Regions from separate parts of the Mus musculus genome. Here region 2 is linked to region 1. The links are chromatin contacts, found by Hi-C in ENCODE. All regions are on one chromosome and are shown on one strand. Each heading gives the region's core, a stretch centred on a gene start or an enhancer-like site at or near the end of the contact. The rest is flanking DNA. Distances are from core to core; before and after follow the strand shown.

Region 1 (4,541 bases), core at 908-3,407:
GAACAAACAAAAAACCCACCATGTCACAAAGCTTGTGCTCTGTGACAGCTTGTCATGCTTTCCTGTAATAAAATCGCAGTACTAATTAATAGTCTCAGTGGTAAGGAGCCAGAGGTTTGAAGATTGTTCCCATGTAGTTTAACTTGCCTGTAAAAACAACTTTCTGCTTTCAAATGAAGCCTTCCTTCGGAGGGTGCTTAAATGTTGAGTCCACTGCTCTGATAGAAGCTACTAACTTCAAACAGCACAATGAGGCAGGAGGCTTTTTTGAAGCACAATGCCCCTCTGCATTAAAATAGTACTCTGCAGGCCTACTGGAGAGCTTCCCGGGAAATTCAGCCAGTTACTGGGTTAAACATATACTTTCGAAAATATTTTTAATTAGCTAGATATTTCTATGGGCTACTATTGTCTACTCTTGTATCTTCTACATTATAGTACTCTGTGAACTTTCTCTTCCTCTAATCATAGTATTAAAAATTAAATGTTCATATTTTACACAAGCTACAGTACTCCTGGCATGCAATCTTTCACTATTTTGAGAATGCATAGGGTTGACTTGTATATAGTTGATATATTTAATCTTTAGCTTTTTAGGTGTGGTCGTGATATCTAGTACCTTTTTTTTTTTTCTAAGTATCAATTCTTTGTTAACCTATATTTTTACTATGGAAAATTATTCGACAGCTTAAACCTTAACCTAAGAGTTCTTATCAGTGTCTGCTCCTGCTTCCTGTGCAGCTGAAACTCTTCAGGATAAGTGAAGTCACCCGCTATCTATCGGTCAGGGGAGCCTAATGCATTTGGGAAGTTGTTTTTGGTTTACTTGCTAATGACCTGGATAAAGTCCAGTAAGGTGTGGAGGGAAGGAGGGGGCATTCTCCGAGGAAGCTGTCCTCTCAGTAAATTTGTCCAGATTGATTCGAAAGTTAATGGCCCGGGGATAAAGTCGAGATTTCAAAAACTTGTAATTAATTTATTACTAACATTGGAGGATCCTTTCGGCTCACTTTCTAGCCTAGCCCTCCTGACTCTCAAGGCCAAAAGCTTTATACATTCTGGGCGGGCAGGAAGCGCACGCTGGGATCGAGGCTTGCAGACATCCTGGATCGTGGCTTTTACGCGTGAGTAACGGAGGCGCGCGCGGACCGGAGCAAGGATGAAGTGGCTACTGAGAATCTAAAGGGGGCGGGGGGGGGGGGAGTCACTAGAGCAGCTCTTAGGGTCGCGCTCCTATTGGTCAGAAGGAAGATCTCGACTTCAGAAGGACTTTCCTGCTAGCTGGCTTGCAGCCTCCCCGGGGGAGCGAGCGCGCAGGAGCCTAGCGTCCTCTGTAGCGGCGGGGAGAGAGGCAGGGAGCCGCCGCTCCCCGTGTTGTCTTCCCTTTCATGCAATAAAGAATTGTCATTAGGTTTGCGTATGGCATGTGCCATTACCCCACCGTAAAACTAAAATTAGCAAAATGTCAGGAATGGAAAGATTGATTCACCAAGATGCAATTATCATTTAAAAGTGCTTGATTGAGGTACTGATGTTCAGTGATTTATTCTGCATACCATATACATAATTAAAGTAGTGTAGTGGAGTAATTTATCAATCTAGTTGAGACTGGAGGGGTGAGGAGGGAGCTGCAGTATGTTTGTTTTATTAAAATGTTGCGAGGTTCTAGTCCCGCCCCCCTTTTGCAAGAGTGAAACTGATGATTTCCCCAGCTCGGGAGGAGAGGCAACGGTTTGGGCTGGTTGGGATAGAGAAACGGAAAGGAAAAGGCAGCGCCAGGCAAAGGCAAGAATAAAATGAATTGGGGGACAGGGGTAGCACCGGAGCGTACGTGCTGCTTAGAACCCCAGCCCCGTGTGCTCCGTCTTGCTTGCCGCCCCCGCGTCCCCTCCCAGTATCCTTACATTCCCCCCACCCCCCGCTCTTTTACACGACCTATCTAAGGCTATGAGCTGCTCTCCTTTTCCCATTCGTCTCCAGTCACTTCCTTCCTGGACACAGTTTTCTGGACGAGTCTGGTTACTTTTAATCCCACCGGCCACAGACAACCACTTTCTCCTCCTCTTCCACCTCCTCCTTCGCTTCCTCCACCTTCCTCCTCCTCCTCTTTCTCCTCCTCCTCTCTCTCCTCCTCCTCTTTCTCCTCCTCCTCTTCCAGCGGCTTCGGTGCGCGCGCGAATGCGCAAGCCCGCGCGCGCCTCCCCCTTGCCCCCCTCTCGCGCGCGCACACACGCACACTTCGTCTCCAGCTCTCTGCTCGCTCGCCTCGCAGTCACAGACACTTGAGCACACGCGTACACCCAGACATCTTCGGGCTGCTATTGGATTGACTTTGAAGGTTCTGTGTGGGTCGCCGTGCCTGCAGCTTTGAATCAAGTGGAGAAGCACTTCAAGGCTGGACAAAGTAAAGATTATTGTTATTTTTTTTCTTTCTCTTCCTCTCTTTTAAGAAAGGAAAATATTCCAAGGACTAATTTGGTCGTGTCTTCCTTCATGTAAGTACCTCTGACATTTTTCCAAAAGAATAGAAATAGCTTGTGTATTGTCTCTGAAATCTGCACCAATCTCTTCCAGGCACTGGGTCTATCTATCCAACTCCTTTCTGGAAGGCTTAAGTTAAGGCTTGTTGTGCATTCTTTTCTTTAGACTCTACGATTTCCTTGTGTGTGTCTGAAAGTAACTTTTTAGATAGTAGTATCCGTTTGCCATCTGCTATTGAATTCACATCTGACTCTTCCTGTCACATCAGTTTGTTTAAAGTTTCAAGAAGTTAGTTCCTGTCATTAGCATGTTTGATAGGGTGGAGAACGTGGATACTAGTGTATTTTAGGATTTCACAGACTGTTCTGTGACCTTGAAGTCGCTGTCTTAAAATTTAGCTCTTAGTTCACTGTGGAAAGATGTTCCTATGAGTTACCCCAAAGACTGGTTTTCCCTGGGTTTGGATTCTGAGCCACTAGTCCTTGGGATGACTTTAAGCTAAAGCAGGGCTGTCTGCCAGAGGCCACCTTTTGTGCATCCTCTTCCCTCATCAAAGTGCAGGCTTGAAAGAGTTTAATTGGTGGGGACCAGAAGCAGTTGCCCTGGCCATGGTAGTCTGTGCATTGCACAGTTCATGTTTGCATTTCAGCATGTGCACTGTTGTTTAGATCAAGGGAAATATTAAGCTATTTAAAAACAAACAAAACTAAGTCACTTAGCCTGCCTTCTGTTTGGACTTTGGATGAAAGTTACTAAACTAAGTGACAAAGTTGGCCGTAAAGGAAGTCTATAGAGACGGAGCACATTGCTTATTGTATTATTGTGTATTATGCAAGTGTTTGAGTGCAATGCTAATGTGACTTCCTTTCCAGAGCAAGGCTACCAATTCTTAAGGAAATTGTTATGTCTGAGCCATTTTGTACTGTTCTAGATGCTATGGTTATGAACCTTTTCCCTCACATTTTTGAAATGGATGTGATGTGTTCTGTATAAAACATTCAGGATGTAAATGCTGACAGTGTATGTAGAATCAGGCTGTTTGCCAGTTCTTTAACTGGTCCTTGGTGGAGAATTGCTTTAAGACAAAGTGCATTTTACTATCGTTAATGTGATAGTAACTCTAAGGGTAACTGCCTTATGAAATGCTTCGTGACTATATGTGTTCTCTAAGTGCTGTAAAGAAAACTCCAGTCGCATTTCCATGCCTTTCCAGAAGAGTGGCCCGGCTCCCTCCACAGGCACCTTGCAATGGAATTGTGTTGCAGAGTAAAAACGTTTGTGTGGGGCATAGTAATCCCCCTCCCCTAGAGATTTGCTGGGACTTGAAATGTGACCACCTGTGAGCCACACTTAACCTTGAAGCCATACCGATTTTCAATTTATAGATAAAATTTCTCATTTAATTTAAAAAATAATGTCAGTTTGGCTAGTCTTAAAAGTAGTTCAATATGTATAAGTATGGCACCAATGGTATGCTTGTGCAGCTATTGAGTCAATTACAAAAATGCAGGCAATAAACCACGTTATTATCATCTAGTATAAGCATATTAATTATTGAATTTAAAAGTAGCCCTAAAGCAAGTGCATGGCAGGTAAAATGAGTTGTCCTTAAGTCCCATCACAAGTGGGAAAAAAATTCCTGAAATCAATGAGGTTTTGTACTATTTAAAGGATAATACATTTAATCCTGTATCGGATTCTGATCTTTACTCTAAAAGTATTCATTGATGCATACTTAACATATAATTAAAAAAAAAATTGGTACCCAAGTTAAAGGGCCAGTAGTTGGCAGTTATCTTTACTTCAAATTGTGCTGAACTTTATTTTTTAAAAAATGCTTTTCTTATTACTATGATTCACAGTTTGAGAATGTGTTATGCAGTTCTCACACTCCTTATTAGAAGCAGTGTTTTAACTTCATTCATTCACTACGCTATTTACATCTTAGTTGGTGTGCATGTGAATACATTGAAGGGTAATATTAAGGTGTGCTATTAATTTAATATAAATGTTTTTGGTATTGGTGGAAATAACAAATGACCATGTCATAATAAGCAACT
Region 2 (4,541 bases), core at 735-3,234, 42 kb after region 1:
GCTATGTAACACCTCTCATTAGACGGACTACACGTAGATACATGAGCGTTTCAAATACAGAAAGCACTGAGATTTTCACATAATACTGAGATCACAATCAGAGCTGCTGATTGTATCATGTTAGGTCTTTTGAGAGAGAGAATGAACCAACTGAGCAAATGACTGAGTTACACCAGTGATGTACCCCAGCACTCGAGAGGCAGAGACAGGCGGATTTCTGAGTTCGAGGTCAGCCTGGTCTACAAAGTGAGTCCCAGGACAGCCAGGGCTGTACAGAGAGCCCTGTCTCGAAACCCCACCCCCACACACCAAAAAAAAAAAAAAGAGTATTTATACACAAAGAGAAACAGGTCTTTATACAATACTGGAATTTGAATTTGTTGTAATCTTGAGTATATTGTCAGGCAGTCATGGTGCTATCCACAACTGAAAAATGAACGATGCGCCCAGGTACAATTTCAACCAATCGACAGTATTTTCACAAAATAACTGTATATTGAAGAAAGATGTATCGTTAAATTCAATTGGTGCCAATTTAGAGGCCTTTGACTTCACATTGTTTTGTGAAAGCTTCAAAGATTATATACCATTATGATAAAAAAGAAGTTTAAACAACAAATTTATTAAATTGAATTTTATTCAAGTGAATTTTTACAAATGAGCATCGCTGTATTTTACGTAATAGAACAACTGCATTATTATTTCCACTTTTCGGGTGAGAATATCAGAGGTTAGGGTACTGTCATTTAACTGAGTTTGCCAAACTCAGGACTGTGACAGGAGAGGATAGGAGTGTTCGTTGTCCTAACCCGTCTCTACAGGTGGTTTACATCTTCCTGGTGTCTTCTAAAGTCACACTACCCTATTAGGCTGTTAAGTAAATGCCCACCTCCTTGCTTCTGTAACAACTCACCCCTGGCCTGCTGTTCTATAGCATTTTCTCCATAGAGGTTCACTACCTAAATCATCAGTGTTTGTTTGAGCTCCTGTATTGACACTTGTTGCTGGAGTGTATAAGCTTCTCTGTTGCATTCCCAGTGATGTCTCTGGCATTGAGCTATCATGATTCATCTCTCTCTCTCTCTCTCTCTCTCTCTCTCTCTCTCTCTCTCTCTCTGACTAACAAACAGACATTTTTCTATATTTTTAAGAGCCATGAGTTTGGCCCATGCAAGATGACAATGAAGCTAGAATTTGATTTTGTTTTTAAATATAATCCAAGCTCAAGCCTCGTTTAAAATTTGCTATCAGAGTGTACTAAATGTGTGACAGCGATGAGCCTTCCCCAAATCGATGGCTGAGAGCTGGAACTCCATCCTCCTGGAAGAGGCCTGCTGCACCTTAATCTCATTTCTGAAGTTTGCTGCCACCCTTGCCTGATCCCCCTATCCCTGACAAGCATTCTCTAGTGCTAAATCTGTGTGCTACACAGCCCTGGCATGTTTTGCAGTGTGGAGAGTCTGGTTGTCCTGGAGTCTTGCACAGATAAAGGAAGGATACAGTTGGGAGAGGAATGCACTGACTACAAAGTGCATCCTGAAGGCCATTTAGCTCACAATGAAGGTCTGTGTTTTAAAATAGCTCTATAACAAAGTAACTACAGAGTGCTGGCAAGGGCTCCAACTATTTATAGAACTGAGTAAGGCGTGGTAAATACCGCCACGGTACCCAGTTCTCCCTTGCCACAACCCCAAACTTATAAGAAGCACTGTAATTATATTTTTCTACTTGGGAAAAAAAAAAATCATAGTAGCCATTATCAGTTTAACCATACGGAAGCTTGGGCTGAGATTTCTTTTTTAAATGCATAGTTTTGAGTTTCAACAGCTGTGCTGGGTCTTTAATCATATATTATCTTTATGAAGCCTTTTTCTAACATATGTTAATTGGCTGTTTTCTGTGACAAATTATGAGCTCTTACTTTGATGAGGTTCAATTGCAATCATGTTGGAGTCGAGTACGTCAAGTTTCCACCCCTGCTGGCTCCTCAAACCACTACAAACATCCGCACGTCACTGCAGTGCTGAGTAATGGCAGGATTGGAGCTGGTTGATTTTGCTACAGATTTTTTTTCCACAGGATATTTTCAGCTTCTTTGTACTAAATCTGTTGCAGGGTTTGCCCTTTTTAGCAGACACATGCTCTAAAATTAACATCAAATCTTATTGGAGATTACTATAATACAGTGAGGAATATTTCATAATACAACATCCCAGCGTCTGCTTTGCTTTACTGAGATTTCAGAACATTTCTTCCACATTTTAAGTCAGTCACTTGTAAATCTGACTAGTACTTTCTACATGAACAGCATGTTGCAGCAGACATTTTGAATGTTCCTCTTTGAGGGAAGCGAGTTATCTGAGAGGATGATGAGGTAGAAAGGCCAATGTTATAAAGACATTGGAAGTAAGTGTTTCTCTAGGTGTTGACAAATACGTTGGAATGTTAGAAATTTTGTTGTTCATTATATTCTTTTTCCTCTTCAATATTACATTATCAGTCAGGTAATGAAAACAAGACGTGTTCATCGAGGTTAACATCCTAGAAGATGTATAACAGCCTTTTCAGCTTTCTGTCCTACTGTCAATGTTTAATGTATGATTCAGATGAACAGAAATGTTCTACTCCATCTGCTCTGATAGCTGTGACAGATAGCTTGTATCAAATACCAACAGATGATCAGTGAGAGCTATAATTAGAACAGATACAAAAACGCAGTGTGTTTGTGTATAATCATGGGAAATTAGTCAAGGTAATTGATTAAGGTCTTCAGTGCCTGCGTCAAACATCAGTAGTATTGGGATTCATTTAAATGTTTTCTGCCTCAACATGTCATGTAAGGGGCTCTAGATAAACTGCAGTTCTTCAAACCAAAGCCAGAGGTCGATTTCCATATAGGCATCAGGAGTTTAGATAAGATGAGCCAGATGTTAACAGAGCCAAATGTGACTAGGCACTGCTCTCCTCGGGAGGCTGTTTTTAATCAGCTATTTCCCTGGGGTAATACACAGCCAATGAGCTCTAATTCCTGAGGCTACCTGCTACTGCCTGGGAACGTCAGTACGAGGCTTACACTGAGCATTTGTGAAAAAAATTAGAGAAGAAATTAAGGGTAGGGGAGGTTAACTTCAGAAGTGATTGCTATTGCTTAAAAAAAAAAAACAGTAAAATTTGCTACTTTTAAATGCTTTTAAATGATTAAAAATAGAGTCAGTCCCAACTTGCAAATACAGATGCAAGTGAAAAGCTATAATTGGTTAATATTAGTTAGACTTGTATAAAGATGGATATTATTTTGAGAATGTGAATGGAGAGCCATCTTCAGCACAAGTAAGTAATCTCAAAATGTCTTTGTCATTAGCGCTATCACACCAAGGGAGGTTGGGTTTGCAAGCCCTGTGTGGTCCTGCAACAGTGGGACTGCAAAGTCAATCCACACACTCCATCTTGAGCCAACTTACACACAGAAATTTAGTTCCACTTGATAAGACACATACTTAATTGGCTTTAAGAAAATAAACCATGGTAAAGAACAATGTGTAAATGAAACAGAGCTTGGCTGTTAGGAAGCCCGTGAGCCATGTGGCTTAATTGGGGCCAGTTGGGATCATTTAATGATTGCTGTCAGAAGATCAGATTTAATAGAAGACCACAGTGGGGTACAGTTAAACAAATTGTCATCGGGCACTTCAGATGAGCCAGACCTTAATTAAGTTGATTAGAATGCTGTAAAGGAGATGAAGAGACAGAGAAAAATTGATGAATCACTAAATTCCACATTGAGCGATATATAATATTACCACAAATATCATCTATATTTTACAGGACCTTTATGGAAGTTTGAAAACCATACATATTAGCCTGTAAACTTTAACAATTGTCTAAGGTTTAATTACAAATTAAAATTAGGTGACATTCAGTTTAAATACCAGATGATTTAACAAGTACTTAACAACAAGAACATGCACTAAAAAATAGTGTGACTTCCCTTTGTAAGGTCATCTTTAAGTGCTGAACAATTTGAGAAAGTAAGTAACAGGAATAGCAAATTATTTTAAGGACATAATTTTGATTATTTAACGTAAGGGAATATGATCTTCACTTAGAATATCTTGTTAACCACTCATGTCTATTATTTACTGGTTATTTACTGACGAGGTTACTCAGGTGTTTTAAAATGCACTCACTGTTTTATCTGCATCTTCTAAAAGACAAACTTGTGTTCTTCCACATGCTACACGGACACACACACACACACACACACACGAATACCAATAAATCTGAAAAGTGTGCCTAACATACAAGCTCACAAGAAGAAAACATTTATAGGGTATTTCCATCTTAAGCATTAAATATACTAGGCTAAAGACTGAGAAAAATAATTTTTTAAAAGAACATAATACGCTTTGGAATTTTATTTTTACCCTAATAAGACAAAACTGTACGTTAGCAATGTGTGTCACTTCGAGCTGACCTTACTTGGGAAGCTGACAATTCAGGCTTGCTGCTGGGAAAGCATAGTGCTCCACTTGCTTTGTTCA

What was found. Hi-C counts contacts between places; a loop is a spot of excess contacts on that map.
Region 2: a loop to region 1 is called in a map of adrenal gland, with 4 times the contacts of the local background. The contact joins the enhancer-like site here to the promoter of Mef2c in region 1. A Hi-C loop is called at or near these places in 14 of 37 maps with a recorded cell type or tissue (CH12F3, T-helper 17 cell, adrenal gland and 4 more).

What each region holds. Positions count from the first base shown.
Region 1 is chr13:83,522,586-83,527,126 of GRCm38, forward strand. Mef2c (myocyte enhancer factor 2C) reads left to right here and starts at 2,158. Exons shown (of 11, transcript NM_001347575.1): 1 at 2,158-2,495.
Region 2 is chr13:83,564,372-83,568,912 of GRCm38, forward strand. All of the region lies in intron 1 of Mef2c (myocyte enhancer factor 2C), which reads left to right. Among named protein-coding and RNA genes, the nearest start is that of Mef2c, 42 kb to the left of the region's middle. Within about 2 kb of position 1,985, at least 2 of the 3 ENCODE cell types and tissues checked have a DNase peak (open chromatin) inside an H3K27ac peak, as active enhancers do; they include heart and left cerebral cortex, where a contact is called at or near this core.